Regions from separate parts of the Homo sapiens genome. Here regions 1 and 2 are each linked to region 3. A link is a loop called in an ENCODE intact Hi-C map of the cell type or tissue named here. Cell type or tissue: heart left ventricle. All regions are shown on one strand. Links, peaks and the distances in the headings refer to the core of each region. The heading gives the core; the rest is flanking DNA.

Region 1 (11,033 bases), core at 1,064-9,063, 54 kb before region 3:
AGCCCACTAATCCGAGGAAGGAAAGTAAGTCCCTTCTTATTTTAGGAAATGGGATTTGTTGAACACGTTGCTTTTGTGCTGACAGAATATCCTGGATATTCGGAGTTATGATTAATCCTAGGTATGAAACTTTCGGAGATGTTAATTGGGCCTTTCTTTTGGATTCCTAGTACCCATTCAGCCAAAAAATTTAAAAGCTTGGTGGTGTGTTGAATACAATATTTTAGGGAATGGCTGCAAAGGAGTAAATTGTCCACATATTGAAGCAAAATGCTAGGTTGTAGAGGTAGTTGGGAGAGGTCTAATTGAAGTGCCTGACAGAAATAGTGAGGGCTGTCCCTAAACCCCTGGGGGAGGACAGTCAGGTGAGTTGTTGGGAGCAGCCTGTGTCAGGATCAGTCCAAGTGAGAGCAAAAAGATTTTGAGAGGAGGTATGTAGAGGGATAGTAAAAAAGGCATCTTTAAGGCTTATTACAGAGAAGTTGCTAGTGTTGGGAGGAATTCATGACAGGAGGTTATAGGGGTTGGGGACAACAGGATAAACAGGAACAAAAGCGGAGTTGATTTGTCGCAAATCCTGATCCAGTCTATAGGAGCCATCCTGTTTTTTAATTGGGAGAATAGGATTATTGTGGGAAGAATGGGTGGGGATTAAAATATTGGCAGCCAAAAGTTGAGAGATGATGGGCTTGAGTCCCCGTAATCCATTCAGGATTGAGGGGATATTGTAGGACCACTATATAGTGCTTAGGATTCTTCAGTGAAATTTGGATTGGAGAATGGTGGGTAGCTATTATGCAGAAGTCAGTGTTCCATACTATGGGGTTTACTTGGCTGAGGAATTTGGGATTTAAGTCTGTTTGATGTTGAATGTCTGAGGAGGGGTCTGTTCTTGACATAATAATATATAAGAGTGGCTTTGGTTTAGGGCCAATAAATGAATGATTCCCCCTAGTTTGTGTAGAATGTCCCTTCTTAATAAAGGAGTGGGACAGTGAGGAATGACCAAAAAAGAGTGAGGGTGACTCCCTGAAATGAGCAGTATAGTGGCAGTGTTTTGTTTCTTATATGCCCCTCACGCCAACAGAAACGGATGAATGTTCTAATGGGCCTTCATATTCAGTTAATACTGATAGGCTCGCCCCAGTATCCAAAAGAAAGGAAGTAATATTAATGGATACTGTCCAAATTACCCTGGGTTCCATGGACTCACTAGATGTGGGGGTGAAGAATCCCAGGGACCCTCATTCCTCCATGGGCAGTGCCAGCTGTGAAGAGATTTCCTCCTGTGATGGTCAGGGGGCTTCATTATGAGTGGCACCCAAACGGGGAAGGTGTTCCCATTGGGGGCAGTCCATTTTCCAGTGTTCCCAAAGACTGCAAGTTGGGCACAGTTTGGTGGGCAGCCAGGGGTTAGGCCAAGCCTTTGGCCAGCGTCCAGGGTTGCCACATCAGAAACAGACTCCCAGAGAGGTGGGGGAGTTTCCTTTTGGGTTGTTGGGAGACTTTTGTGTAATTGACTTTTGGACAGCAGAGGCAAGCATCTGGTATTTTAAACAGAGACGCTTGCCTTTTTGAATTTTTTGTTCCTTGTCTCTGTTGTTAAAGACACAGAAGGCTGTATTTAGGAGATCCCACTGAGATGTCTGGGGACCCTCCTCTAATTTTTATAATTTTTTCTAGATATCTGGGGCAGATTGGGAAATAAATTGAAGGTGGTGAAAAGTTTGACCTTCTCTAGATTCTGGGTCCAAATTGGTATGTTTTAGCATAGCTTCAATGAGGTGTGATAAGAAAAGGGTAGGATTTTCCTGGGGCTCTTGTGTAATTTCTCTAAGTTTTTCATAATTAGCTGCCTTATGGGCATTTTTGTCCATGCCCACAAGGAGACAGGTAATTGTGTGGTCTCTTTATCTGATGCCAGCATCTCCCTGTTGGTAAGTTCAGTTTGGGTCTCTATGGGGAACTGCATCATTAGCCACTGGATTTTGTATAGGGGCTTGATTATGGAGTTTATCTGCGTGTGTTTCAGCTGAACACCAGATGTACTCTTTTTCGTCAGGAGTGAGGGTGGAGGTTAGAATTATATGAATGTCATGCCAAGTTAAATTAAAGGATTGAATTATGTGCAGGAATTTCTTGCGATAATGAGAGGAGTTTTCAGAGAAAGATCCCAGATGCTGTTTGATTTGTGACAAATCAGAGATGGAGAAAAAGACATGAGCGCAAGGGATGCCTTTAATCCCAACCACTTTCCAGAGAGGAAGACTGGCAGGAGTGGCTTGACTGGCTGAAGTAGCTTTTGCTGTTGTTGTTGTTGTTGTTTTTGAGACGGAGTCTTGCTCTATCACCCAGGCTGGAGTGCAGTGGCGCGATCTCGGCTCACTGCAACCTCCACCTCCTGGGTTGAGGCAATTCTCCTGCCTCAGCCTCCTGAGTAGCTGGGACTACAGGCACCCGCCACCACGCCTGGCTAATTTTTTTGTATTTTTAGTAGAGACGGGATTTCACCGTGTTAGCCAGGATGGTCTCAATCTCCTGACCTCGTGATCCACCCACTTTGACCTCCCAAAGTGCTGGGATTACAGGCGTGAGCCACTGCACCCAGTTGAAGTAGTTTTTGAGTGGGTAACGGGTGAAGAATGTGGGGGAGAGTGGCAGTTGGCCAGATGCCGAACCACCACCAGGGGTGGTTGGCAAACTGCAGCCACCCAAGGGGCTGGAGTAGTTTTCAAACAGGTAATAGGTGGAGAAGGAGGAGGGAGGGGGTTTGGTGGTAAAGGCTTGGGAGCAGGAGGGGCCAGCTGGGTGTAGGGTTCGGGTGGGTGAGGAGTGGATGCAGAGAGTTGAGAATATGGAGGGGTTTTATCTGCAGGGTCAAAAGGGGTTTCAGAGGAGGGGTTCCAGAGGAAGGAAAAACCCAGGGAGGATTTTCATTAAGAAGAGGGATTTCATGAAGGGTGCAAGCTTGGCATAGGGAGGGTCGGGATCTAAGACAGAAGAAAGCCTGAATACAGGGAATCTCTTGCCTTTTGCTATTCCTGGTTGTAAAGTTGTTAAGGTCCCTGAGAATTTGAAAGTCAAAGGTGCCATTTTCAGGCCATCAACTGTCATTATCTCATTTGCACTGGGGCCAGGCTGTGTTGTAATAAAAAACTAAATGCTTTGGCTTTAGGTTCCCCCATAAGCCAAATGTTGGATGTTCCAGTTGGAATTGGCAAAGGGCCTCCTGGACTGGAGGCACACGAGGAAGAGAGAGAGAGAGAAGAGGAAGGAAGAGGGAGCAAGTGCTAGAGAGCGAAATACCTGTTGCGGGCAGTTGGAGGTGGATTCCTGAGACCTGAGGGTTTTGAGAGCCCACCGGAGAGTAGCCCTGGCCCGAGTCTCACAGTCCCCTTCAGATTAATTGTCCTCCTCACATAAATCGCTTGAAAAGTGAAACAAGAGAAAAGACAGGGCGGCTGTCCAGAGGCTCTCAGGATCCAGGAGTTAATTCAGGATGAGGGCCGCTGCTGCCCACTGCCTCTTGGGTTGCAAGAGAGCCTCTGCCGCCAACACCCATCCCGGGTTTTGGCACCAAATGTAAGACTTAAAGAAAGAAGAAAGAGGCCAGGTGTGGTGGCTCACGCCTGTAATTCCAGCACTTTGGGAGGCTGAGGCGGGAAGATCACAAGGTCAGGAGATTGAGACCATCCTGGCTAACACGGTGAAACCCCATCTCTACTAAAAATACAAAAAATTAGCCAGGCATGGTGGTGGGTGCCTGTAGTCCCAGCTACTTGGGAGGCTGAGGCAGGAGAATGGCGAGAACCCGGGAGGCGGAGCTTGCAGTGAGCCAAGATTGCACCACTGCACTCCAGCCTGGGCGACAGAGCAAGGCTCTGTCTCAAAAAAAAAAAAAAGAAAGAAGTAAGAAACACAAAATGTGGCTTGACAGTTAAGGACAGGTTTATTTTAGAGAAAACAAACCTGAAAGTGGCTTCTGGCCGAGTTAGGTGAGACAGCTCTTCTCTCTTACAGACCTAAGGATATTTAAGGGTTTTGAAAGAGGGGACTTATCATAGATTCGGAATGTTTCTATGTGAAGGAAAGTTTATTGTGGGGTTGGAATGTCTCTGGTCACAGGGGAGGCTGTCTTGGGGTTGGCATGTTTCTGGTCAGAGAGGGATTTATCTTAGGGTTGGAATGTTTCTGGTTATGCTGACATTAGCCATTAGGCTGATGTTTTGGGGCTGGATTTAGGGGTTTTTTAATCAAGTGGAACTTAGGATGGTGGTGTTTGCTCAAGATGGTGATGCTCCTGCTCTGTCAAGCACCAGTACCGTTTTCCATACCCTTATGATGGCATTCCAGAACCAATCAATAGCACCCATTCCCTAGTCCACTGCCCACCAAACTATCTTTGAAAATCCCTAACCTCAGCCAGGTGCAGTGGCTGACGCCTGTAATCCCAGCACTTTGGGAGGCCAAGGTGGGTGGCTTGCTTGAGATCAGGAGTTCAAGACCAACCTGACCAACTTGGTGAAACACTATCTGTACTAAAAAAATACAAAACTTAGCCAGGCGTGGTGGTGCATGCCTGTAATCCTAGCTGCTCAGGAGGCTGAGGTAGGAGAATCACTTGAACCTGGGAGGCAGAGGTTGTAGTGAGCTGAGATTGTGCCACTACACTCCAGCCTGGGCAACAAAGTGAGACTTCATCTCAATAAAAAAAAAAAAAAAAGAGAGAGAAAAAGAAAATCCCAGCCTCTGAGCTTTCCGGGAGATTAATTTGAGTGGTAACTCCCTCTCCCTTAGGGCGTGGCTGGCCTCGCAGCAATTAAACTCTTCCTTTACTGCAATGCCATGGTTTCAGTCAATTGACTTTGTCTGTGTAGCGGGCAGAAAGAACCCATCGGGCAGTTACACTTCAGGCAATGACTAAGCTGGAGAAAGAGCCCTTGAGAAAGTCCAGCTGTCATTATCCCTGCTAGTTAGCCTTTCTTCATTATCCAAGTGATCATGAAGATTGAACTCCCTGTCCCACTTCATATTAACTAGTTCCCTTCCTTTGTTCTCAGGGCCCCAGGCCCATCCTCAGCAGTCAACAGAGGACCTGGGAGGGAAGACTTATTCTTGTTGGGCAGTACCTGTTAATGAGGAAAGCATTTCCAGCAATTTCTTAGGACCATGATACCAGAGATGGGATCAGACCCTTCCTCCCTTCAGCTTTTCTCCCTGGCAGACAGCAGAACTCCCAGGATTTGCCTGGGCCCGTTGCATCAGGGAAAGCTTTTCAAATACCAGCAGATAAAACCTTTCTGCAGCCAGCACTTGTCTTGGCCTGGAGGGGAGCAAACCTGCCCCGTCCTGCACCACTGCCACCCCAGTGTAACCAAAGGTAAAATTCTAAGCCGCCCTCCCGACACAACCATCTGAATGAACTTCCTCCTCAGTCAGGGCTCTTAAAACTTAACCTGAGAGACTGTTTCAGGCCATAATGGAAGTGGGGTTCGAACATGCCTCATCAAACCTCTCCAGCACCAACAGTGACACAGACTTTAAGGCTGATAAAAAACATTTTGCAACTTATTCTCTCTGAAGCCTGCTAGCTAAAAGCTTCATCTGCATGGTAAAACTTTGGTCTCCACAACCTCTTATCTTACAGACATTCCTTTCTGTTTAATCCCAGGTCTTTAGACAAATTCAAACAATTATCAACCAGAAAGTGTCTAAATTTACCTATAGCCTGGAAGAACCCTCCCCCACCTTTGAATCGTCCCGCCTTTCTAGACCAAAACAATGTATTTCTTAAATGTGTTTGATTGATGTCTCATGCCTCCTTAAAATGTAGAAAAGCAAGCTGTACCCTTGGGCACATGTTCTCAGAACCCCCTGAGGGCTGTGTCATAGGCCGTAGTCACTCATACTTGGCTCAGAATAAATCTCTAAAAATATTTTACAGTTTGACTCTTTTCATCAACACCAGCACCACATTATCCCAGGAGGAAAAGCAGACGCGTGACAGAGTCAGAGAGCAGGCATAGAGTGCTGTGGCAGTCAGCCAGTGCCCACATCAACACCAAGGAGAGTCCTGCGGGTGCTGTGCAAGGCCGGGGTAAGTCAGTCCTGGTTGGGCACAGAGGCCTTGGGGCCGGGAGGAATCACTGATGCGCCACATTCAGGAAAAGCCTAGAGCAGAGCTTCTCGAACTTAAATGTGAGCTTGAACCACCAGGGATGTGGCCAAAATGCAGGTTCTGATTCAGCAGGTCTGGAGTGAAGTGGATTTTGCATTTTTCTAACCAGCTCCCAGGTGATGGGGCTGTTGCTGGTTTCCAGACCAACGGGGGCTGGAGGATGGTCTGGTTCCAGGGCCACCCAAGGGTGTGGCCGATGCTCACATGGTGTGGCTGCCCCCATAGGGCTGCTGGCTTCCAAAGCGTGTTTCTCAAGATCCTGGGTGAGATGCAAGATATGTTATCTGGATCTGGTGCCTGATGTAGTACCAGAGTCCGTGATGTGCTGGAACATGTTCAACAGGCTGGGATGGTGGGCCCGGGGCTGATTTATAGTGTGAGCTGATTTGTGTAATGTTTCTGATGCCAGTGGGCTAGAGGAGGTCCCCAAACGCCAGTGGGACCTTAACCGCAGGCAGTGTCCAGGCTTTTGACACCTTTGCCAGAAGGAATTCAAGGACAAGTCAGAAAATAGTGAAAGTACAGAGATTTATTGCAAAGCAAAAGGTACACACTCAAGAAAGGAGAGTTCGGGCCTACTCAAGAGAGAGTTGCACCCAGCAGGGTTGGGAGCTTCCACCTTTATGGGTTTCTTTAACCAAGGGGTGGGATATTTATGAAGATTCCTGGAAAAAGGTGAGGGTTTCTCAAAATTGTGGTGTTACCTGTTTTTATGCCAAATATGGATGTCCCAGGAACTGTCATGGCACTGGTGGATGTGGGTTTAGTATTATTATTATTTTTTTTTTTTTGAGACGGAGTCTCGCTGTCGCCCAGGCTGGAGTGCAGTGGCGCTATCTCGGCTCACTGCAATCTCCGCCTCCCAGGTTCACGCCATGCTCCTGCCTCAGCCTCCCGCGTAGCTGGGACTACAGGCGCCCGCCACCTTGCCCGGCTAATTTTTTGTATTTTTAGTAGAGACGGGGTTTCACCGTGTTAGCCAGGATGGTCTCGATCTCCTGACCTCGTGATCCGCCCGCCTCGGCCTCCCAAAGTGCTGGGATTACAGGCGTGAGCCACCGTGCCTGGCCGGGTTTAGTATGTGTTGTTTGTTTGTTTCTTTGTTTTGATATGGAGTTTCACTCTTGTTGCCCAGGCTGGAGTGCAATGGTGCAATCTCGGCTCACTGCAACCTCCACCTCCTGGGTTCAAGTGATTCTTCTGCCTCAGCCTCCCGAGTAGCTGGGATTACAGGCATGTGCCACCATGCCCTGCTAATTTTTTTGTATTATTAGCAGAGATGGGGTTTCACCATTTTGGCCAGGCCGGTCTTGAACTCCTGACCTCGGGTGATCTGCCCACCTCAACCTCCCAAAGTGCTGGGATTACAGGCATGAGCCACCGAACCCCGCAGGGTTTAGTATGTTAATGAGCACATAATGAGGTCCTACGTGAAACCTAGGTCAAATCCAGCGCTATGTTGATTCCAGTCGGCCTTAGCCAGCTTGGCCCACATCCTGTTTTTCAGGGCCCCTACTTCTGCAGCTATTTCAACAGTTTCCTTTTGCTAGTCATGCAAAACTGCTGCCTGGAATTTTCTATTCTCCTGCGACCACCCTGTATTATTCCTGTCTCATTTTCACCATGGCTGATTTCAAACCACTGTGGAGAAAAATGTGCACTTTCGTGGAAAATTGCATTGCTTCAAGCATACTCTTCCCGAATCAGCAGGGCCCTGCCCTTGCGTTGCCTTTGAGCTTACAGTTCTGTAAGTTGTAGATAAATGATGTCCCAGCAAAGTAGTTGTCTTTAAAACAATTTTTTTGAGACAGAGTCTTGCGGTGTTACCCAGGCTAGTATTGATTTCTTTTTTTTATTGGGGTGAAATTTACATAACATGAAATCAACAATTTGAAAGTGAACAATTTGGCAGCATTCACAGGGTTGCACAATTAATGAATAACTTCATCTATTTCTTCACCCCAAAAGGAAAAGGTGCCTATTAGCTGTCACTGCTCATTCCCCCTGCCCCCAGCCCCTGGCAGCCACCAATCTGCATTTTTTTTTTTTTTTGTCCTGTTTGCAGTACCATACATGATCATCGAACTGCTGCTAGAATGCCCACAGCTGTTACTGCAAATTCAAAACCCAGGAAAGACTTCTGGGAATTTACTTTAGGTCAGGGTTGGGCTGCCTGGTGCAAGATTGCACCCACAACTGGGCAGGTTCAAAAACATAGGAGCCTTTCCCCAGACCATCAATCTGCATTCTCTATGGATTTATCTATTCTGTATCTTTCACATAAATGGAATTGTACAATATGCAACCTTTTTCTGTCTGGCTTCTTTCACTCAGCATGTTTTTGAAGCTCATGTAGCACGTATGAGTACTTCTGTTTTTTTTTTAGAGACAGGGTCTCCCTATGTTGCCAAGGCTAGACTTGAACTCTGGGACTCAAGCAATCCTCCGACCTCAGCCTCCTGGGGAGCTGGGACTACAGGCATGCACCCCTGTGCCTGGCTCATTTCTTCTTATAGCTGTATAGTATTCCATTGTGTATGTGCCACAATTTGCCTATCTGTTCATCCACTGATGGACATTTTGGCTGTTTCCCCCTTTTGGCTATGTAAATACTGCTGCTACGAACATATGTGTACATGTATTCGCTTGAGTACATGTTTTTCATTCTTTTTGGGTATATATCCAGGAGTAGAATTGCTAGGTCATATGGTAATTCTATGTTTAACTTTTTGAGGAACCACCAAACTGTTTTTTCCTCAGTAGCTGAACCATTTTACATTCCCATCGGCAAGGTACAAGTGTTCTAATTTCTCCACATTCTAAACAACATTCGTTTTATTTTATTTTTTTTGAGACAGAGTCTTGCTCTGTCTCCCAGGCTGGGGTGCAGTGGTGCAATCTCAGCTCACTGCAACCTCCACCTCCTGGGTTCAAGCAATTCTCGTGCCTTGGCCTCCCAAGTAGCTGGGATTACAGGTGTGCACCAACACACCTGACTAATTTTTGTATTTTTAGTAGAGGTGGGGTTTTGCCATGTTGTTCAGGCTGGTCTTGAACTCCTGGGCTAAAACGATCCACCCACCTCAGCTCCCCAAAGTGCTGGAATTATAGATGTGAGCCACCTCACCTGACCACCAACACTAGTTAATTTCCCTTTTTTTTTAAGTATGATAGCCATCCTAATGTGTGAAGTGATACCTCATTTTGTTTTTGATTTGCATTTCTCTAGTGAGTAATGATGCCAAGTATCTTTTCATGTGCTTCTTGGTCATTTGCATATCTTCTTTGGAGAAAATAATCTATTCAAGTGTTTTGCGCATTTTGAATTTGGTTGTTTGTCTTTTGTTGTTGAGTTGTAAGAGTTCTTTATATATTCTGGATACCAGACCCTTATAAGATATACGATTTGCAAAAATTTTTCTTCTAGTCTCTTGTCTTTTTACTTTTTTTTTTTTTTTTTTTTTAAGAGAAGGAGTCTACCTCCATTGCCCAGGCTGGACTTGAACTCCTGATCTCTCCTGCCTCAGCTTCCCAAGTCGCTGGGAATATAGGCACATGCCACTGTACCCAGCTCATCTTTTTACTTTCTTGATAATGTCTTTTGAGGCACAAAAGTGTGGGTTTTGTTTTGGTCGTGTTTTTTTTTTTTGGGGTTTTTTTTTTTTTTTTTTCTGAAACAAGGTCTCATGCTGTTTCCCGGCCTGGAGTGCAGTGGTATGATCACAGCTCACTCCAGCCCTGACCAGTCAGGCTCAAGTGATCCTCCCACCTCAGCCTCTTGAGTAGCTGGGAACAAGGGCATGTGCCACCACCCTCAGCTAATTTTTTTTGTTTGTTTATTTGTTTTTAGTATTTTTTGTAGAGATGATGTTTCACCACATTGTCCAGGCCAGTCTTAACTCCTGAGCTCGAGTGATTTGCCTACCTCAGCCTCTGAGGTGCTGAGTTTGCAGGCGTGAGCAACCTCACCCACCACTTTTTCATTTTGATGAGGTTATTGGCAACCTGAAATAATTGAAAGGATCAGAATCCAGTTTAAAGGAGTTTATTCAAGGCCAGGCGGAGTGACTCACACCTATCGCCCCAGGCGAGAGGGATTAAAGGTCCCATAAGCACATTCCTTTAAGACTCAAAATAATTCCAGTTTCCAACAGCTTTGATTTTGAATTATTTGTTTTCACATTATATATAAGCTGGCTCCTGCACATCACTGGATATTATTTATGGCCTGCCTGGTCTCATTTTCTGTGGTCAAAGAGAGTGGTCTCATTAGGAAAGAACTTGAATAGACATTTCTCCAAAGATGTACAGACGGCCAACACGAATGTGAAAAGATGCTCAACGTCACTCATCATTAGGGAAATGCAAATCAAAACCACAATGAGAGCTCACCTCACACCTGTTAGGATGGCTACTACCAAAAACAACGATAACAGCAACCACAGCCCAGAAAATAACAAGTGCTGGTGAGGATGTGGAGAAATTGAAACTCTTATATACTGTTGGTGAGAACGTAAAATGGCGTAGCTACTGTGGAAAACAGAACGGTAATTCCTAAAAAAAATTAAAAATAGAATTATCATGTGATCCAGTGATCCCACTTCTGGGTATATATCCAAAATAATTGAAAACGGGGGCTCAGCGAGATACTTGTACACCCATGCGCATAGCTGCATTTCTCACAATTGCCAAAGGTATTAATAGAAGCAACCCAAGTAACCTGACAGATAAATGGGTAAACCAGATGTGGTGTGTGCACAGTGGAGTATGATCCAGCCTCAGAGAGCAAGGCAATCTTGTTCCATGTTACAGCATGAAGGACTCATGAAGACATGCTCTAAGTCTTCGGAAATCA
Region 2 (9,183 bases), core at 1-8,000, 65 kb before region 3:
CCAGTTACCAAGTCAGTCTAGCTGGGTGGGTAGTGCTCAGACAGAAAGGCTGGATGGGAAGGAAGTCACATCCTAAAAGTCCAGGAGGGGGCCAGGCGCAGTGGCTCACGCCTGTAATCCCAGCACTTTGGGAGACCAAGGTGGGCAGATCACCTGAGGTCAGGAGTTTGAGACCAGCCTGGCCAACATGGTGAAACCCTGTTTCTACTAAATATACAAAAAAAAAAAAAATAGTTGGATGTGGTTTCGTGTGCCTGTAGTGCCAGCTACTCAGGAGGCTGAGGCAGGAGAATTGCTTGAACCCAGAAGGCAGAGGTTGCAGTGAGCCGAGACTGCACCACTGCACTCCAGCCTGGGTGACAGAGCAAGACTCCATCTCAAAAAATAAAACAAGTCCAGGAGGGGCTGTTACTTCTTTTTAGTTTATTTATTTTTGTGAGGCAGGGTTTTGCTGTCTGGAGCATCATACCCAGTCTGGAGTGCAGTGATGCAATCATGGCTCACTGCAGCCTCCACCTCCCAGGCTCAAGCGATCCTCCCACCTCAGCTCCCTGAGAAGCTGGGACCACAGGCCTGGCTAAATTTTGACTTTTTGTAGAGACAAGGTTTTGCCATGTTGCCCAGTCAGATCTCAAGCGAGGGGCTGTTACATCTGATCAGGGCAAAAGGGGCTGTGCTCCTTGGACACTTTGCACAGCCCCAGTGGGCTTCTTTCTCCTCTGTTAGTGTGGTTAATGTTCATCTGCCTGCATCCCTGAGTCACCCAAGTGTAACCTCAGCCATAACACGTACTGCAGCCGGAACGGTGTCCGCAGCTCAGCGTCCCTCTCCCATGCACTTTCTGAACTTTGGTCTTTTAACCAGGTTTACCAGCCGCTTTCTGCCTCTTTGTGCTTTTGAGGGTTTTTTGGTTTGTTTGTTCTGTTTTGTTTTTAAATAAAGATGATTATTTGGCCCAGGCTGAGGGTGCAAACAGAACTCTTCACGTGTCCACGACAAGAAAAATAGTTTTTACAAACTTCTAGTTGTGGCATCAAAAGTGTGAGTTTTTGCACCTGCAAAATTGTAATGCAAGCCCTGACTGGGTGGAAGCTGAAGTCTTGCTGTTTTAAATTAAATAAATAAATTATTTTTCTCCTATGTGTTTGGTAAAGTGATTGCCTCCTGATGTGTTGTGCAGGGTGGGGAGGGGGCGGTTGCAGGACAGGTGGCTCGCATTGGCCTGTGTTGCTGTGGTTCCAGAGCCTACCATGAGGCTGAGACCTGGAGAAGACAGCTCTGCCCTTCTCTCTTGGCAAATTAGCTAAAGAGGCAGCCGCCCTGTTGGCATAGCCAGCTTCCCCTGAGTTGACCTAATAAAGATCATGGGGGTGGAGAGATAGGGAGAGGGTTTTAGAATACAGATTCCTGGGCTTTGTCCACAAAGTTGGTGCTTACCAGGGGAATGAAAGGCACTCCTATAGCAGGACCCTAGTGTAACCGCCCAGTGGGTTCACCTTGCCTGCTGCCTAGATAGAGCCGATGAGGGTCAACAGGTCCAAGTTCCAAGCACCCATGACTTGGGGCTGAACTTGATTAAGAGAGATGCTCCAGGGCTGAGCTGCTGACCCCTTCACCCTTCATGCATGGTTGTATCACACACAGGGTGACCCGCCGCAGCTGCATCTGCAGGCCTCCTGGTGGTCAGGGACTGCTGGGACACAGGGTCTCTTCTTGGAAGGGAGCAGCCTTCCAAACGCATCTACTGGAGCTGGCTGCCTTGCTGCGTGACTTGCAGATCTGCACTGGCCATGCAGCCCCACCTCCGGTCATAGTTTTCTTGAAACTGCTCCGCCTTGGGAATTTTGCTGCCAAAAGCTCCTAAACTTTCTTCCACTGTCTGGATTTTGTGCAGTTAAAACTGCATTGAGGAGAATGGCTTGAACCCGGGAGGCAGAGATCGAAGTGAGCCGAGATCACGTCACTGCACTCCAGCCTGGGTGACAGAGCAAGTCTCAAAAAACAAACAAAACAACAACACAAACTGCATTGAATAGCCCCTAGAAGTGGCATCTTGAATTTGGTTATTAAGGTACAACATACACAAACTTAAGTAATATTAAAATAGCAGGCCTGGTCCTGCTACTTCGACGCGACCACCCTGAGGTTTGTTAACTATTCTCTCCTGCCTTTGTCTTTGCATCTCTAAACTTGATGCTATGTGCTTACCTGGGAGAAAATGGAAGCATCCCCTTGAGGCCCTCTCCTGTGACCCTCCACTCATCAACTGCCATGCGCCTTTCCCTTTCCATCTGTCTCCCCTCAGTGACCTTTTTTCACCTCTTCCCTGACCTCTTCTCCGGAGTTCTCTTCGCCTTCCTCACCCCAGCAAATGCAGCATGCATTCAGAATCCAGGCTCCGTGTTCCACACTGCTCCACACCACTCCACACCGTTCCCTCTTGCCTGACCTCCTGCTTCTGCCTATATGCAGCTCACACCCCACAGGGTCACCTCCTTCTGCTCCCATAGACTTCTAAGCGGGTCTTTGGGATGCCACAGTCTCTGCAGAAACCATACGTTCCAGGGACCACTCTACCAGGCATTTTCCCCAGAGCCTGCCAGGCTCCTGGCACAGAGTCAGGCTGTATCCAAGGGTCAGCCCAGCATGCAGCTGAGGCTTAGGCCTTGCACATAGGAAAAGCTCCAGCAGGGGAAGCTTTGGGGGCAAGGTGGACCACTTTCTGAATGAAGCATGCGTGTCTAGTAACAATTACTCACCTGTGGGAGGAGAGTCCAGAATCCAGGCTCCACGAGGAAAAGGATTTGCCAGATGTGGTGGGGTCAGGACGTTGTCACTAGCTAATAGCTGGCGTTTCCTGAGTGCTTACCCTGTGCCAGGCCAGATATGAAGTTGCCCTTCTGCGGGCAGGATCCTGGAAACTGCACGGGTCACAGGCCCATGGAGTTGGCACTGCCTGTACACAGGACAAAGCTGGTGCTTACCAGGGAAGTGAAAGGCACTCCTATTGCAGGGCCCTAGTGTAACCGCCCAGTGGGTTCACCTTGCCCGCTGCCTAGACAGAGCCGATTTATCAAGACAGGGGAATTGCAACAGAGAAAGAGCGATTCACACAGAGCCAGCTGTGTGGGAGACCAGAGTTTTATTATTATTCCAATCGGTCTCCCAGAGCATTTGGGGATCGAGTTTTTAAAGATAATTTGGTGGGTGGGGAGGGGCCAGTGAGTCGGGAGTGCTGATTGGCTGGGTCAGAGATTAAATCATAGGGAGTTGAAGCTGTCCTCTTGTGCTGAGTCAGTTCCTGGGTGAGGGCCACAAGATGAGATGGGCCAGTTTATCGATTTGGTGCCAGCTGATCCATCAAGTGCAGGGCCTGCAAAATATCTCAGGCACTGACCTTAGGTTTTACAATAGTGATGTTATGCCTAGGAGCAATTTGGGGAGGGTCAGAATCTTGAATCCTCAGCTGCATGACTGCTAAACCATACTTTCTAATCTTTTGGCTAACAAGAAGGGGATCTACCTTGAGAAAAGGGCTGCTATCTTCTTTTTTCTAAACTATAAACTAAGTTCCTCCCCAGATTAGTTCAGCCCATGCCCAGGAATGAACAAGAACAGCTTGGAGGTCAGAAGGAAGATGGAGTTGGTTAGGTCAGATCTCTTTCACCGTCTCAGTCATAATTTTGCAGTGGCAGTTTCACTAGCAGGGTCTCAGAGTAGGAGAGAACAACATTGGGGTATTTATTCTTTTTTTTTTTTTTTTTTTTTGAGACGGAGTCTTGCTCTGTCACCCAGGCTGGAGTACAGTGGCACGATCTCGGCTCATCGCGATCTCCAACTCCCAGGTTCAAGCAATTCTCCTGCCTCAGCCTCCCTAGCAGCTGGGAGTACAGGCATGCGCCACCACACCTGGCTAATTTAATTTTTGTATTTTTAGTAGAGACAGGGTTTAGCCATGTTGGCCAGGCTGGTCTTGAACTCCTGACCTTGTGATCCACCTGCCTCTGCCTCCCAAAATGCTGGGATTACAGGCGTGAACCACCACGCCTAGTCCATATTTTTGAAGATCAAAACATATAGTTTCAGATGAGTCTTTCAGCCTTCTTGGGATTAGCAAGTCGTGATGTAATCCTTTCACACATGTGAGCACAGCATGATGAGGATTTGCTGGTGGCTAGTTGAATGAGTTTTGAGTCTAAGCTATCATTGGATGCTTTCTATTGAAGAGCTGATGAATCTTTCCAGGAAGTTCCTGGAGTGAACCATAAAGTTATTTGCAGCAGTTGTCTTGCAGGACAAGAATCTCCTGGGCATAGTGAAGTGATATTGATGAAGGCAGCCGTGTGTTTATCAAGTCATCTTACAGTAGACAAGCTGAGGGGATGGCTTTGATTCTCCAAGGAAACGAGAAGCAGGTGGGTCCCGACGACCAGGTTTGTGAACGACGAGGCTCTGGAAAGAGAGAGACTGAGTTCCAACTATGGCTCCATTGTTTATTATACTTGATCTTGGCCACAAGGCCGAGAAGTGGACTCCATCTTTTATTTATTTATTATTATTATTTTTTTTGGAGACGGAGTCTTGCTCTGTTGCCCAGGATGGAGTGCAATGGTGTGATCTTGGCCTACTGCAACCTTCACCTTCTGGGTTCAAGCGATTCTCCTGCCCCAGCCTTCCATGTAACTGAGACTACAGGCACATGCTACCATGCCCAGCTAATTTTTGTATTTTTAGTAGAGATGGGGTTTTGCCATGTTGGCCAGGCTGGTCTTGAACTCCTGACCTCAGGTGATCCACCTGCCTCAGCCTCCCAAAGTGCTAGGATTACAGGCATGAGCTGCTGTACCTGGCCCATTATTTATCCTTGTATTACTCTGAGAAAATGTTGACCTCACTCAGCCACAGGTTCATCTAAAATGGGGTGATATTGAGGCTTAAATGAAATCTAATGCTTCTAAAGCTGCCTTTGCAAAAATTATGACAGTGAGAGAAATCCAACATTGTTGATTCTGTCTTGCTTCTAAGCTCCAGGCTGTCCTTGGTCATTCCTGAGTATGGGCCAAGCTAACTTTGGGAGAAATTTAGTTTAGAGTTTAACCTTAAAGCAAGGATGATAATAGCCCTTCTCAAAACTAAACCACCTTTGTAAAACTAATGAAAGTCCACAAGGTTAGGATTATGAGAGGGGCCTGAATTCTGCTAAGATGTAGGCATAGGTAAATGACTACCAGCCATTGTTCCAGAGGTCACAAGACTTATAACCTCCCCAATTACTCCCGTAAGTAACATCACTATTGTAGAACCTAAGATTTGCTTTTTGAGATGTCTCAGACTTGTATTTCTGATGATGGCTAACTCTACCTGGACTCATGACTCAACCCATCCTGTGGCCCCACCCAGAGGAGGACTCAGCACTGTAAGACTTAAAGAAACAAGAAAGAAACACAAAATGTGGCTTGACAGTTAAGGACAGGTTTATTTTAGAGAAAACAAACCTGAGAGGGGCTTCCGGCTGAGTTAGGTCAGAGAGCCCTTCTCTCTGACAGACTAAGGATATTTAAGGGTTTTTTGGAAGGTGGGTGAGCTTATTGTAGGTTCAGAATGTTTCTATGTGAGGGAAAATTTATTGCGGGGTTAGAATGTCTCTGGTCAGAGGGGAGGCTGTCTTGGGGTTGGCATGTTTCTGGTCAGAGAGGGGTTTATCTTAGCATTGGAATGTTTCCAGTTATGCTAATATTGGCCATTAGGCTGATGTTCTGGGGCTGGATTTAGGCGGTTTTTCATCCATCAACGGGAACGTAGGATGGCGGTGTTTGTTCAAGATGGCAATGTTCCTGCTCTGTCAATCCAGTCCCTATAGTTATAAAAAGGATGAGGGGCGGCGTGTTCTTTCTGGCTACTTCCTGCTGAGGGCTGGGGGGCAGAGGGCGGAGAGTTCTTTGGTTTCGGATTAATTACAGGAGTAACTCCATTGTAGATGTTTTTGGGTAGTTGGTTGTCAGATGGCCATGATCCTGTTGGTTAAAAAGCTTTGAAAATGGTTCATTAAGCAGGGTAAGAACATTAGTCCTAGGCATATTATTAGGAGAGGGCCCAGGAATGGGATGACCCATGTTAGGATTTTGTGTTTAAACCAAGAATTTACTTGGTTGTCTTGGTATTCTCTTAGCTTTTTAGTCCTTTCTTTAAGTTTTTTTAGCAGCATCTCTTACTAGGCCCTATTGGTTGAGACAGAAGCAACATTCTTCACCCAGTGAGAGGCAGAGGCTCCAGTTTTCAGCCGTTATAAGATTTAGCCCTTGTCTATTTTGGAGGACTACTTCAGCCAAGGAGTCTAATTGGTCTTGGACTCATATAAGGCTTTGGGCCATATCTTCTAATGAATCCTGCAGGTCTGTTGACAGAGCTTTAAAGTATGTTAAGGAGGTGGGTAATCCTCCTGCTCCCAACCCAGTCCCAGAGGTTATACCTAAGGTGGCCATTAAAGGAATGACTTGGATGGCCCTCCTTTTTCTAACATACTGGACGGATGGGATGGATAAAGGCTGATTAGGAGGAACTAAGCCAATGGTGGGAGACAGAAAAACTAGGGTACAGGTTCCAGTCCAGTTGGTGGGGAGAAAAAGATATGTGTTGGTGCCACACAAAAAGAATAAGGCTTTGTCGTAAATATAGGCAGAGATATGGAAAGAAAATAAGTGAATTAAAGATGGGATATTTTTCCTTTCCTGTGGTTCATTACTCCAGGTGGACAAGGAGGAGGCCAAGGAGACACACCTACTATAGTAGAGATATAGGAGGAGTATAGGAGGAGGGTTTTTTGTTTTTTCAGACAGAGTTTCCCTCTTGTTGCCCAGACTGGAGGGCAATGGCGCGATCTCGGCTCACCGCAACCTCTGCCTCCTGGGTTCAAGCGATTCTCCTGTCTCAGCCTCCAGAGTAGCTGGGATTACAGGCACATGCCATCACGCCCGGCTAATTTTGTATTTTAGTAGAGACGGGGTTTCTCCATGTTGGTCAGACTGGTCTTGAACTCCCAATCTCAGGTGATCCGCCCACCTCAGCCTCCCAAAGTGCTGGGAATACAGGCGTGAGCCACCGTGCCCATCTGGAGGAGTTTTTTTTACACATCTAATGTGGTCAGATGTTGCGCCACTGATACTGAGCCACGGAAAAATGTGGGCACTAGGGGAAGCAGAGGTTAGGCCAGGGGGAGGGGCAGTAAAAGGAGCCGTTGCAGGAATGCTCCGTTCGCTTCAGGCAATACTTGGTAGTCAACCGGGTGAGTGTGATGGTCAGAGGGGTGCTTAACAATGATAGTGTGGCTGCATTAGTTAGAAGTTAAGAACCCTACAGGGAAACTTCCCCCAGAGGCTGAAAAGCAAATTGAGGCTTGTTGTAAAAGGGGCGTGTGTTTAGTTATGGGCCCTTCAATGGGAGGGCCTTGGGGCTTAAGGTGTTCTAGGGAGTTGTAATCGGTTTGAAATAATTTGTTGGCCTGATCTGCCCTGGAAATGGGATAATTGCCGACCAGCATGTCAGCTTTTTCCAAAAACGAAGCTCCTTTTTGGAGTTGATAGATTAGGGTTATGTTTCCTGTTAAAAGGTCATGAAGGGGTGCAGGAAGGGCTGTGTAAGCTGAGGAAGACAGCGGTAAGCACATCCAGGTCTCCGAAAAAAAGGAACAGTTAGCTTGCCACAAGAGAGATTGTGTAAGGTTTATAGAGCGTTCTAGTTTGAGCAGTAAGGAGTGGTTGTATTGGTGAGGTTGATGTGATTAGGGAATTTATATTGAAAGAAACAAGCAAAAAGAGAAAAAAGTTATTTGGGTAAGAGTAAAGTCCTGGAAAGCTCCTTGAAGCCATAGGTCCCATAGAATAGTGAGGAGCTGATCAGGATGTACAGTGGGAGTTTCATAAGCATACCACTGATGGTCTGTAGTAAGGTTGGTTAGGAAGTGATGAAAGTTTGGGAGACAAAGAGACATAAGCGGCTTATGTGCACTCCTCCTCCTTTTCCTCCAGGATTTGGGTGAGGCGAAGGGAAGTTGGTCCTGTGGAGATGTAACAGAAGGCTGAAGGGGTTTTAGATTTGGTTGTTTGGGTATGTGGTGAAGGGAAGTCTGTTTTCTTGAGAGAAAAATGATGAAACCAGCTGGGGAGTCCCTGGAGTTTTGCTGCTGTGGGTGTAGTAACGATGATCTGGTAAGGTCCCTTCCATTTAGGTGTGAGGTGGGGATTGGGGGTAGGGCTGAGATCTTTTACTAGAACCCAGTCTCCTGGCTGTAGGAAGGGATTAAAGGAGTTGGCGATGGGTTGTGGCAAGTATTTGTCGGCGTATTCCCAAATGAAATGGCGGATGGTATGCAGAAGAGGGGAAACGAGAGGGGTTTGTAGAGGTGGGGCTTGACCCTGAGGTGCAGCAAAAGGGGCGAGTGGTCTCCTATACATGAGTACAAAGGGTCTGAGCATTAGAGGCTTACGTGGGAGCGCCCAAATTTTTGGAAGGGCTAAAGGCAAAAGGGTAACCCAGTCTTTATGTGTCTGGAGTGAGTACCTGGTGAGGGTGTTTTTTAAAATGCCGTTCATTTTCTCAACCTTTCCTGAAGACTGAGGTTGATAGGGGATGCATAGCTTCCAGGTGATTTGTAGGGCTCCTGCAAGTGTTTGAGTAATTTGAGAAATGGATTCAGGACCATTATCAGATTGAAAAGAAAGAGGCACCCTGAACCTGGGGATGATTTCTGTTATTAATTTGGAGGCGACAGTAGAAGCTCGTTTGTTTGTTGTGGGAAAGGCCTCAACCCATCCCGAAAAGGTATCAACCAGAACTAAAAGAAATTGAACCCTTTTTACTGGGGGCATATGGGTAAAATCAATTTGCCAATCCTGTTTTGGAAGGTGTCCTCTGGCTTGGTGGGTTGGGAAAGAAGGGGGTATTGGAGTGGGGTGAAGCTTTTTGGCAAATAGAGCATTGATGGGAAATGGCTTTTAACTCTTCCTTTATATCTGGGGTTAAGTGTATATGGAAACTTAAGAAATGGTGTAGAGGGAAATGGCTAGTGTGGAAGAGGTTGTGAATGTCCCGTAGAAGAGTTGTTTATTCAGGGTCAGGTAGGACTAATTTGTTTTGTATGAACCAGTATGTAGGGTTTGAATTGTGCCCCCACTGTGGTTAGTTGTT
Region 3 (11,033 bases), core at 1,391-9,390:
GCCTTGCTGTTCTTGAAGCTGGGCTGTCTCTCTCCATGTTGGCCTGTCACCAGACCCGAGTCAATTAAACAGCTGGTCCTCCACTTTGCTGGTTCAGCCTTCGTGTGGCTCCTGGTAACGTGGCTCCACCTTGATGGGTCAACCTTTGTGTGGCTCCTGGTAACATAACAACAACAGTTACTATAGTGGTGAGATGGAAGGAATCAAATTTTGCCAGAGAAACTAACTTGGTGGCCCCGACAGGTCTTCCGGGGCCATGGGCATTTGTTTAGAGCCAAATTCATCCTCTTACCAGATCCTTTTCCAGAAATACCTGTCTAGGAAGGTGTGATGTCAGAAACAATGACATCCAGAAAGCTGAGGAACAGGTTCCTGTGGAGACACTGAGTCAGAATTCTTCATCCTAAATTATTTTGTTAGTGGAAAATGGAATTGCTTCTGTGTAGTCAATAAAATGAACCTGATCACTTTTCAACAAGACGTGCTGCTGTTCTTTGAGCAAGTAGAAGGCAGGAGGAAGTTCCCTGCTCATTCAGGCAGTGTTTTTTTTGTTTTTATTTTTGCTTTTTTTTTTTTTTTTAAGACGGAGTCTCGCTCTGTCACCCAGGCTGGAGTGCAGTGGTGCGATCTCAGCTCACTGCAAACTCCACCTCCCGGGTTCACACCATTCTCCTGCCTCAGCCTCCTGAGTAGCTGGGACTACAGGCGCCTGCCACCACGCCCGGCTAACTTTTTTGTATTTTTAGTAGAGACTGGGTTTCACTGTGTTGGCCAGGATAGTCTCAATCTCCTGACCTCATGATCCGCCCACCTAGGCCCCTCAAAGTGCTGGGATTACAGGTGTGAGCCACTGCGCCCGGCCACTTCAGGCAGTTTGACTGCACGAGTGTCAGTTCCTTGAGGGCAGGGGCTTGGTCAGTTTTGTTTATGCCTGAATCCCCAGCATCTCGAAGAGGGCCTCTGGAGGCTGAGGTGGGAGGATTGCTTAAGCCTGGGAAGTAGAGGTTGCAGTGAGCTGAAATTGCACCCTATACTCCAGCCTGGGCAACACAGTGAGATCCCATCTCAAAAAAAATTTTTTTAATTGGGCATGGTGACACGCCTTTGGGGTCCCAGCTATTTGGGAGGCTGAAATGGGAGGATCGCTTGAGCCTGGGAGGTCAAGGCTGCCCTGAGTCATGATTGCATCACTGCACACCAGCCTGCATGACAGAATGAGACCTTGTCTCAAATAAATAAATACATGTAAGATTGAGGAAGCTTCCAAATGTCCTCACATATGTAATGAAATCTTGAGGAGTCTTAAAATCTTGAGACTGTGGTGGGGGAGGAAGGGAAAAGGAACAGGGTCTTGATATGGTTTGGCTGTGTCCCCACCCAAATCTCATCTTGAATTGTAGCTCCCATAATTCCCATGTGTTCTGGGAGGGACCCTGTGGGAGATAATTGAATCATGGGGGCAATTTCCCCCATACTGTTCTCATGGTAGTGAATCAGCCTCATGAGATCTGATGGTTCTGTAAGGGGTAAAACCTTTTGCTTGGTTCTCATTCTCTCTTGCCTGCCACCAGGTAAGACGTGCCTTTTGCTTTCTGGCATGATTGTGAGGCCTCCCCAGCCATGTGGAATGGCGAGTCCATTAAATCTCTTTTTCTTTGCAATTTACCCAGTCTCTGATACATCTTTATCAGCAGCATGAAAATGGTCTAACACAGGTCTCTCCCCAAAAATATAGAGAGCTGGAGGTTTTTCTTAGAGATATGAATAAAGGGTGTGAGTGTGAGTGTATGTGCAAAAATATGGATAAAACCTTGAAAGTGCTGAATGGCCTGTAGCAAGAAGTGATGTCTTCTCATAGATGGGTGGCAGAGGCTGGTGGCCGGGAGAGAGAGCAGTGGGACTTGGGAGCACTTTTTGTGGGTATGTAATGGAGATTCCACCAGCAACAAGCTAAACCACTCACAAGCGGGCCCAGAGGAAGTAAACAGAACACTGTGGTTGAACCATCCTTGGCCTTCTGCAGCAAGGATCTGCAGCCTGGAAGGGGCACAGAAACAACCAAAGATGAAGGCTCTCAGAGCTGAGGAGAGGCCAGGTCAGAATATCAGAAGTCAAGAAACTGCAGCACCTCTAACACAGGGGAGGCTATGAAGTTCATGGTTCTGGATGTCTGCTCCCTGGGTTCAAACCTTGGTCCTGCCACATTAGTTGTGCAACTTGGAAAGTTACTTGGCTTTTTTGTATCTCAGTCTTCTCTTCTGTTAAATGGCACTAATAGTAAATGTCTCACATGTCCATTGTGAGAATTAAATGACTTTATATGTTTTTGGTGTTTGGATCAGTGACATGTATTTAGTTTTCTTAGGTACTTTTCAGTGCTTGGGAATAAGCATTAATCTTGAGGACAAATAAACTCACAAATAAGATACAGTGAGAGGCCACTCTGCATGTATACTAGGATTGAGCAATCTAGTAAATGGATGGCAGATGGTGGGGGCCATTTCACAGTTGCAGTGGGAGGTTACAGATAAGCAGGGAGAGAGCGCGAATGATCCATGTGGTAGTAGATCACTCTCTACTCCAAGTAGACTTGGAGACCTTGGTATGAACTCACATGCAGTTTAATATAGATTCAGGCTACATATACAAATATAGATAAGTATCTACACATGGGTTAGTAAAATACAGCAGGAAGAGAGATGTGGGAGTATAGAAGGGAGGTAAGGAATTTGGAAAAACAAGTGTGATTTCTCCAGTTGGAGAAGATGTGATAGGAAAGTGAGGGATGGGCATTCCAGGCAACAGACAGCACAGAGAGGTGTGGAGGCATTGAGGGATGCTACAAGTTATTTGGTCTGAAAGTGAAGCCAGAGAGGTGGCAGGGGCTGCGGGGTGGGGGCAGCTATAGTGGATCCTGTGGGTCCCAGGAGCCAAGTTGAACTTCATTGTCAAGACAACCAGGGGTTATGTGATGACCGAGTTTCCAGGAGCACCTGGCATGAATGTGAAGGGGTGGGGCTTGGATAGGGAGACCAGCTGGTAAATAATGAGGACCCAGCAAAGCCAGCAGTAGTCAGGGCCGAATGTGAGGGAGCATTCAGAGAGTCAGTAGGATTTGGGATCCACTCAGCAGTGAGCAGTCGGGCGTCCCTGCCAGGTTTCTAATATGGGCCAATGGGGAATGGCTGGAAGAGCTGGGTGGCAGGTTTTAGGAGAAGGTCATATACTTTTTGGACACATTGAGATGGAGGAGATCATGGGACACACAGAAGATATCCAGAAGGAAGGTGGCATGTGGCTCTGGAACTCAGGGGAGCAGGGACATAAGTTTGGGGAAACCATATATCTGTAAGCACCTACTGTGTGCCAGGCATGGCTCCAGGCCCTGGGGCCAGGGTTCTGAGTGAGAGTTGCAGTGAAGAAAAGTAGATTAGCCCAAGGGGTGACAGGTGGAGAAGCAGCTGAACAGAGAGGGGAGTGGGGCTGGCTGGGGGGCAGCAGATGCAAATGTCTTGTGGGAGAGGGTTGGCCATGGTTCAGGGAACGATGGGAGGCAAGTGATGCTGCGGCAGAAAGGGGGTTGGGGAGGAGGAAGGGGGCACTAGGTGCCTGGGGGCACTGTGCAGACACTCAGTTGGCCCCCAGGAGCATCAGAGATTCTATTCTGAATGTGTCGGAAGGCCACTGGCTCACTTGAGCCAGAGAGTATCCTGATCTGATTTGCAATTTAAGAAATCATTCCAGCTGCTCTGGAGAAGAGTCTGAAGGAGCCCACGAGACAGCAAGGAAATCAGATCCTTACAAAAGATTCGAGAATAGGTTAAAACCTCGCATTTGCATAAGATTGCCCCAGGTTTGCCAACTGAGAGGATGAAAGGTGAGAGGTGGGCTGGGTGTGCTGGCTCATGCCTGGAATCTCAGCACTTAGGGAGGTTGAGGTGGGAGGATTACTTAAGGCCATGAGTTCGAGACCAGCCTGGGCAACACAGTGAGAAACCCCCACCCCCCACCATGTCTACAAAAAAAGTAAAAATAAAAATAATTAACTGAATGTGGTGATGCACACCTGTAGTCCCAGCAACACGGGTGTCTGAGGCAGGAGGATCGCTTGTGCCTAGAAGTCATGATCACACCAGTGCACTTCAGCCTGGGCAACAGAGCAAGACCTTGTCTCTAATAAATAAATAAATAAATAAATAACTTTTTTTTTTAAGGTGGGAGATGGAGCACCATCCAACAAGGGGCACAGGAAAGCCAGCAGAGAGGACTGAGCTGCCAAGCTCTGCCATTTGCTGAGACTAGAAAAAGAGTTCCCCTTGGATTCAATGACTCAGTGACCTCAGGGAGTGCTGTCAGGGGTAGTGTGGGGGCAGAAGGTAGACTGCTAGGGTGAAGACTACAACTGAGGCAGAAAAGAAAGAATGGGAGCTCTAGTTATTGTTCACTCTTCCTTCCTCCCTTTGCTATTCCTGCTTGAGTGGGTGTTATGTCACTTACAGAACACGTACACATATATAACATAAAAAATAAGTAGACATAGGCCGGGCGTGGTGGCTCACGCCTGTAATCCCAGCACTTTGGGAGGCTGAGGTGGGTGGATCATAAGGTCAGGAGATCGAGACCATCCTGGCTAGCAAGGTGAAACCCCGTCTCTACTAAAAATACAAGAATTAGCTGGGCATGGTGGCGGCACCTGTAGTCCCAGCTACTCGGGAGGCTGAGGCAGGAGAATGGCACGAACCAGGGAGGTGGAGCTTGCAGTGAGCTGAGAGTGTGCCACTGCACTCCAGCCTGGGCAACAGAGTGAGACTCTGTCTCAAAAAAAAAATTTTTTTTAAATAAGTAGACATATATTAGAGGTTTGTAGGCAACATTTTCTTACTGATGGGGAGGCATGATTTTAAAAGTTTGGAGACCACTGGGAGCCAAGCTGCCTGCAAAGATCGGTGAAAGCTGAGGCGAAATGACGCTTTGGGAGAATTAGACAATGTCAGGGGATGGTGATGGCAGCAGCCACTCCAGACGGCTGCCGCTGCCATCACACCAGCTGCAGCAGGGAGGTGCAGCCCAGGCTGCACATTCCATGGAGCAAACAGGAGCTCCCCGGGTGCCACTGCAGCCACCCAAACTGCAGCTATAGACCCTAACCTTCTGCTCCATGGAGGAGGCAGGAGGCCCCCACCGACCCCACCTCCCAATGCAGCTGCAGCCGCCCAAACCATGGCTACAGACTCAGGCATCCCCACACTCTTGGGGACCCAGGAAGGTCCCGCTGCCCTCACAGGCTTGCAAGTGCCTGCTTCTGCTGCCTGGCTTCTCCCTGCTGTCAGCGCCCACTTTGATCTCTGTGGCACTGCCAGGGCTGCATGCTCCAGAGCCAGCAGGAGCTAGGGACAAGCAGGAGCCCCGCCCCTTCTGAGTTCATGGGGGTGGGAGCTCCCCAGGTGCAGCTGCAGCCTCCACCTGCGCCCCCCACCAGATGCAGGCCCTAGGCGTCTCTGCAGTCTGCACCTTCAGGGGCCCGGCAAGGCCTTCCCACCCCTCCCCTCTGTCCCCACAGACTTGGGGATGTCTCCTCCCACTGCCTGGCTTCTCTCCACTCCTGGCACCCACTCCAGTCTCGGAGAGGGGTTGGGGCTGAGCCTGGGCACTGTCACAGCTCAGCTGGGTGTGCATACACCCTGGGAAGTGCTGACATGCCAGCCCCCTGCTGCCTTGGCCCCCTCTGGAATTTGGGCACAGATGAGTGTAAGAGGGGAAGCTTAAGGGGGGCTGAGGGTGGCTCGGTGCTGGCCTACAGGTGCCCCTTACTGCAAGCAACACGGGTGCCACAGACAGCTGTGGGAGGCAGACAGGTTCCTGAGCAGAAGTGGACAGGTCCCTGTAAGACCCCACCTTCAGGCCAGGGAGGGCCTAAAGGCTGGCGGCTGGGCTGCCAGTCCTCCAGACTGGACTGGGGACTTGTGATGCCTTTTCTGGGCCCACCTATGGCCCCCCATGGACCAATAGGCATGTACTTCCTCCCCTTTGAGGTCCATAAAAGCCCCAGACTCAGCCAGAACAGGGCAGAGGATGGAAAGACGACAGGATGACCAGCTGCAGAGAGGAGCTACCCTCTCCAGGGCCTCCTCTCTACTGAGAGCTGAACACTCGATGGGACAATCTGCCTACAGAGAGGAGCTACCTACTGTGGGCCTCCTCTGAGCTGTTCTAACACTCAATAAAGCTCCTCTTCATCTTGTTCACCCTCCACTTGTCTGCATACCTCATTCTTCCTGGATGCGGGACAAGAACTCAGGCAAAGGCTGCCACCGGCCACAGAGGTTTCTGGCCAGAAAATCAACACTTCAAAGATCAGATAACAATGCTAAGTCCCTGTGATGGGATCAAGGTCAGGACACTTGGCAGGTGAGAGATGGAGCTGAAGAGGGTTCAGCTGAAGAAGGTTCAGACCCGTTTGCTCACCACTGTGTCCACCATGCCTGGAACAGTGACTGGCACAGAGTAGGAATTCATTCAGTGCTTTTTGAATGAATGAGTCTTGGTAAAGAGGATTTTAAATGGTTGACAGCAGAGTAAGAAAGAGTGGATCTGGGGAGGAGTTGTCAGCCCCCAGGCGACATGTTCATAAGCCAAATTAGGCAGTTGGAAGGTAGGTTTGACCAGCGTTTTTCACACTTCCAGATGTCACATACCAAAATTTGGTAGACTAACATCGGGCTGCCTCTTTCCATTTTGCAAATAAAAACATTTTTTAAAAACTGGCCAGGTGCAGTGGCTCATGTCTGTAATCCCAGCAGGATTGCTTGAGCCCAGGAATTTGAGACCAGCCTGAGCAGCAAAGTGAGACTGTGTCTCTAATTTGCATATATATATATATATAATTTTTAAAAAATGAACTCCCATCACCAAATTGAGGAAACAATGTTTTAAATAAAGGGCATTTTACTATCTAGACAGGATGTAATCACAGAATAAATTTCAGTCTTTTAAATTGAATAGATTTTTCTTTGTGAAAATCTCACTCCATTGCCCTGTGTCCTGGTATTGCTTAGTGGCTTAACCACCAGGACAGAAACATCAGGAACAAGGGCAGGGCAGTGCATGGTGCACTGGCCATTTCCATTACAGAAGGGCGCTCAGAAAGGAGAGCTGAAGTTCCAATCTGGAATGTTAGTTAGACTGAGTCTTGCCCCCTTCAATCTGCTTTCTCCAGGATTATTTTTTAGTTCCTGCAGGAAGAATGAGAAAGCAGGTAGTTGGCATCCTGACACTCTCATCTGAACATTTCCTTTCCCCTCCTACTACTCTGCAGTGAATTGAGTGCTTTTTTTCTCCCTTTTTCATGTGTTTGCTTTTTTTTTTTTTTAAGACAGGGTCTCACTCCGTCACCCAGGCTAGAGTGCAACGGCACTATCTCAGCAATCTGCAAACTCCACCACTCAGGCTCAAGTGATCCTCCCCCTTCAGCTTCCCTAGTAGCTGGGACTACAGACACATGCCACCATACCCAGCTAATTTTTGTATTTTTTGTAGAGGCAGGGTTTCACCATGTTGCACAGGCTGGTCTTGAGCTCCTGAACTTAAGTGATCCACCAGTCTCGGCCTCCCAAAGTGTTAGGATTACCAGCATGAGCCACCACACCTGGCCCTAACAGTGCTGTTTGAGGGGCTGCTCTTGTCATCCTACATTCTGCACAGCACTGGGACATGCAAGTGATACATACATGGCATCTTCTGTCTTTAGGAATTTACAGTGTAGCCAGGAAGATAAACACCATGCATGCCTTTTCCCTCCTTGCACCCTTGAACTCCAAGTGGGTCACCAGAGCCATCTGTGAAAATTTGGCTAGGGTCCCTGCTCTTACCAGATGTCTTAGTTCATTTTGTGTTGCTATAACAGAATACCACAGAGTAGGCAATTTATAAGCAACAGAAGTGTGTTTGGCTCATGATTCTGGAGGCTGAAGTCCAAGATTGAGGAGCTGCATCTGGTGAGGACCTTCCTGCTGTGTCGTAACATGGCAGATTCCTTTATTTTAGCCCAGTGAGACCCATGTCAGACTTATGACACGTAGACCCCTAAGATGATAAATATGTGTTGTTTTAAGCCACTACGTTTTTGGTAATTTGTTACAAAAGCCATAGAAAACTAATATAGAGATTTTGGTATTGGGAAATGGAGTGCTGCTGTTAATACCTAAATAGCTAAAAGTATGTAAATGGCTTTAGCATTGCACAATGAGAAGAGGCTGGGAGAATTTTTAGAAGCATGCTATAAAAAGCCTAGATTACCTTGAACAGACTGTTAGTAAAAATATGAATGTTAATGACCCTGCTGGTGAGGACTCAGAAAGGAGGGAGGAGCAGAGTGGAGAAAATGCCTATCCCTTTAGAGAATACCTACAACAGGCAGGGTGCAGAGGCTCACACCTCTAACACCAGTACTTTGGGAAGCCGCAGTGGACAGATCATTTGAGGCCAGGAGTTCAACGCCAGCCTGGCCAACATGCTGAAACTCCATCTCTATTGAAAATACATGGTCAGGCAAGGTGGCTCACACCTGTAATCCCAGCATTTTGGGAAGCCGAGGAGGGTGGATCACCTGAGGTCAGGAATTTGAGACCAGCCTGGCCTATATTATAAAATCTCCTCTCTACCAAAAATATGAAAGTTAGCCAGGCATAGTGGCACACGCCTGTAGTCCCAGCTACTCAGGAGGCTGAGGCAGAACACTTGAACCCAGGAGGCGGAGGTTGCAGTGAACCAAGGCATATGAGACCACATGCCTCTCACCCCCAAGAGCGCCTAGCCCTGTGCCACCTCCTCCTCCTGGCCACTGCACTCCAGCCTGGGCAATAGAGTGAGACTCTGTCTAAAAAACAAAAAAAATGCAAAAATTAGCTGGGCATGGTGGGGCACGCCTGTAATCCCAGCTACTTGGGAGGCCGAGGCATGAGGATTGCTTGAACACTGGAGGCCGGAAGCGACAGTCAGCCATGACCACGCCACTGCACTCCAGCCTGGGCAACACAGCAACACTTTGTCTCAAAAAAAAAAAAAAAGAGAGAGAGAGAGAAAATACCTACAACATAGTCAGGAGCAGGAGCAGGATAAACATAAATAAGGACCTTTCATTCTCTCAGTCTTGTCATTTACCCACCTGTTACCACCCATGGGCAAACACATTTTCCCCCAGGTATCCTTTTTTTTTTTTTTTTTTTTTTTGAAACAGGTTCTCGCTCTATCACCCAGGCTGGAGTGCAGTGGTGTGATCATGCCTCACTGCAGCCTCAGCCTCCTGTTTTCCAGTGATCCTCCTACCTCAGCCTCCCAAGTAGCTGGGACCACGGGGGCATGCCACCATGCCCAGCTGATTTTTGTATTTTTGGTAGAGATGAGGTTTCACCATGTTGCCCTGGCTGGTCTTGAACTCCTGAGCTCAAGCAATCCTCCACCCACTCAGCCTCTCATTGTGCTGTGCTTATAGGCATGAACCACCGCACCCTGGCCTTCCCCAGGTATACTATGTGTATTCTGCTTTGATCACTTCTCTTAAAGGTCATGTTAATTAAAAAACATGTTAATGTTTCCATGTTCCCACATTTCATAATTATCCTTTGAAACAGAAGTCTGGCATTCCAATCAATTAGTTACTCCTAATTTATTCAATCATTCTCTACTTTAAAAAAAAAATGCTAGTAGAAATGATTCTGAAATAAGCACCTTTGTCCAATATTTTATTGACTTATTTAACACTATTTAGTGTAATTAGAAATAATAACTGTGTTTTTCTGAAAGTGTTTAATTTGTTCTTTCCCCCAAATGGACAATTAGTCCAAATGCACAAGAGGAGGCATATATGAAGAACCTAGGAACACACAGAAAGGAACAGCAAACACTGGGATCTACTTCCGGCTGGAGGGTGGGAGGAGGGAGAGGAGCAGCAAACAAACACTGGGAAGTGGGCTTAATACCTGGGTGATGAAATAATCTGTACAACAAACCCCCGTGGCACGAGTTTACCTATGTAACAAACCTTCACATATACCCTGAACCTAAAATAAAAGTTAAAAAAAAAAAAAAAGCCAGGTGCGGTGGCTCATGCCTGTAAGCCCAGCACTTTGGGAGGCCAAGGCAGGCGGATCACTAGAGGTCAGGAGTTCTAGACCAGCCTGGCCAACATGGTGAAACCTCATCTCTACTAAAAACACACAAAAAAAGGCTGGGTACGGTGGCTCACGCCTGTAATCCCAGCACTTTGGGAGGCCGAGGCGGGCAGATCATGAAGTCAGGAGATCCAGGCCATCCTGGCTAACACGGTGAAACCCCGTCTCTACTAAAAATACAAAAAAAAAATTAGCCAGGCATGGTGGCAGGCACCTGTGGTCCCAGCTACTCAGGAGGCTGAGACAGGAGAATGGCGTGAACCCGGGAGGCAGAGCTTGCAGTGAGCTGAGATTGCGCCACCGCACTCCAGCCTGGGCGACAAAGCGAGACTCCACCTCAAAAAAAAAAAAAAAAAAAAAAAAAAGCTGGGTGTGGCGGCACGTGCCTATAATCCCGGCTACTTGGGAAGCTAAGGCAGGAGAATAGCTTGAGCCCAGGAAGCCGAGGTTGCAGTGAGCTGAGATTGCGCCACTGCACTCCAGCCTGGGCAACAAAGGAAGACCCTGTCTCAAAAAAAAAAGAGGCATACATGGAAAAATGACACAGAAAAAGCATCCTAGATCCAGGTCACAGCCTCACTGGGTCTCTGAAAGTCCTCATTTCTGCGGACCAATGTCAGGCAATGTTTTTTCTCTCTCCTTGGTGCAACTAGGGAGCTTTCGGCTTGGGGCTTGGTGGGTGCAAAGACGAAATTCGTGCTGTGTATGATTTGTGCACTGGCAACGTGTGTCTTATCAACATTTCCAAGGAGAATTTGCTCCTGGGGAAAGTCAGCAGGGTCCAGAGAGCAAAAGGATCATAAAGCCAGGTAGGCCCAGGGGAGAAACAGCCGGTCTTTAGGTGGCTGGCGCAGAGCAGGTGTC

The links. Hi-C counts contacts between places; a loop is a spot of excess contacts. Peaks named below come from ENCODE experiments on the same cell type or tissue, not always from the same donor. Only the 100,000 strongest peaks of a DNase experiment are listed, where the experiment ranks them.
Region 1: a loop joins it to region 3, with 2.2 times the contacts of the local background. A loop is called at or near these places in 7 of 110 quality-filtered maps.
Region 2: a loop joins it to region 3, with 2.9 times the contacts of the local background. A loop is called at or near these places in 9 of 110 quality-filtered maps.

The regions. Positions count from the first base shown.
Region 1 is chr1:9,080,078-9,091,110 of GRCh38, reverse strand. It overlaps a transcript of SLC2A5 not described here and LOC124900441. Among named protein-coding and RNA genes, the nearest start is that of SLC2A5, 16 kb to the right of the region's middle. In heart left ventricle, for the core only: no CTCF peak of the experiment used is centred there; a DNase peak (open chromatin) is centred at 6,060; H3K27ac peaks cover 901 bases.
Region 2 is chr1:9,092,262-9,101,444 of GRCh38, reverse strand. It overlaps GPR157 (G protein-coupled receptor 157), which reads left to right. Exons shown (of 4, transcript NM_024980.5): 4 at 1-1,140. It also overlaps a transcript of SLC2A5 not described here. Among named protein-coding and RNA genes, the nearest start is that of SLC2A5, 27 kb to the right of the region's middle. In heart left ventricle, for the core only: no CTCF peak of the experiment used is centred there; no DNase peak of the experiment used is centred there.
Region 3 is chr1:9,026,388-9,037,420 of GRCh38, reverse strand. SLC2A5 (solute carrier family 2 member 5) reads left to right here. Exons shown (of 12, transcript NM_003039.3): 12 at 1-2,315. It overlaps SLC2A7 (solute carrier family 2 member 7), which reads left to right and starts at 10,998. Exons shown (of 12, transcript NM_207420.3): 1 at 10,998-11,033. RefSeq lists an enhancer at 157-226. In heart left ventricle, for the core only: no CTCF peak of the experiment used is centred there; DNase peaks (open chromatin) are centred at 5,340 and 5,620; H3K27ac peaks cover 614 bases.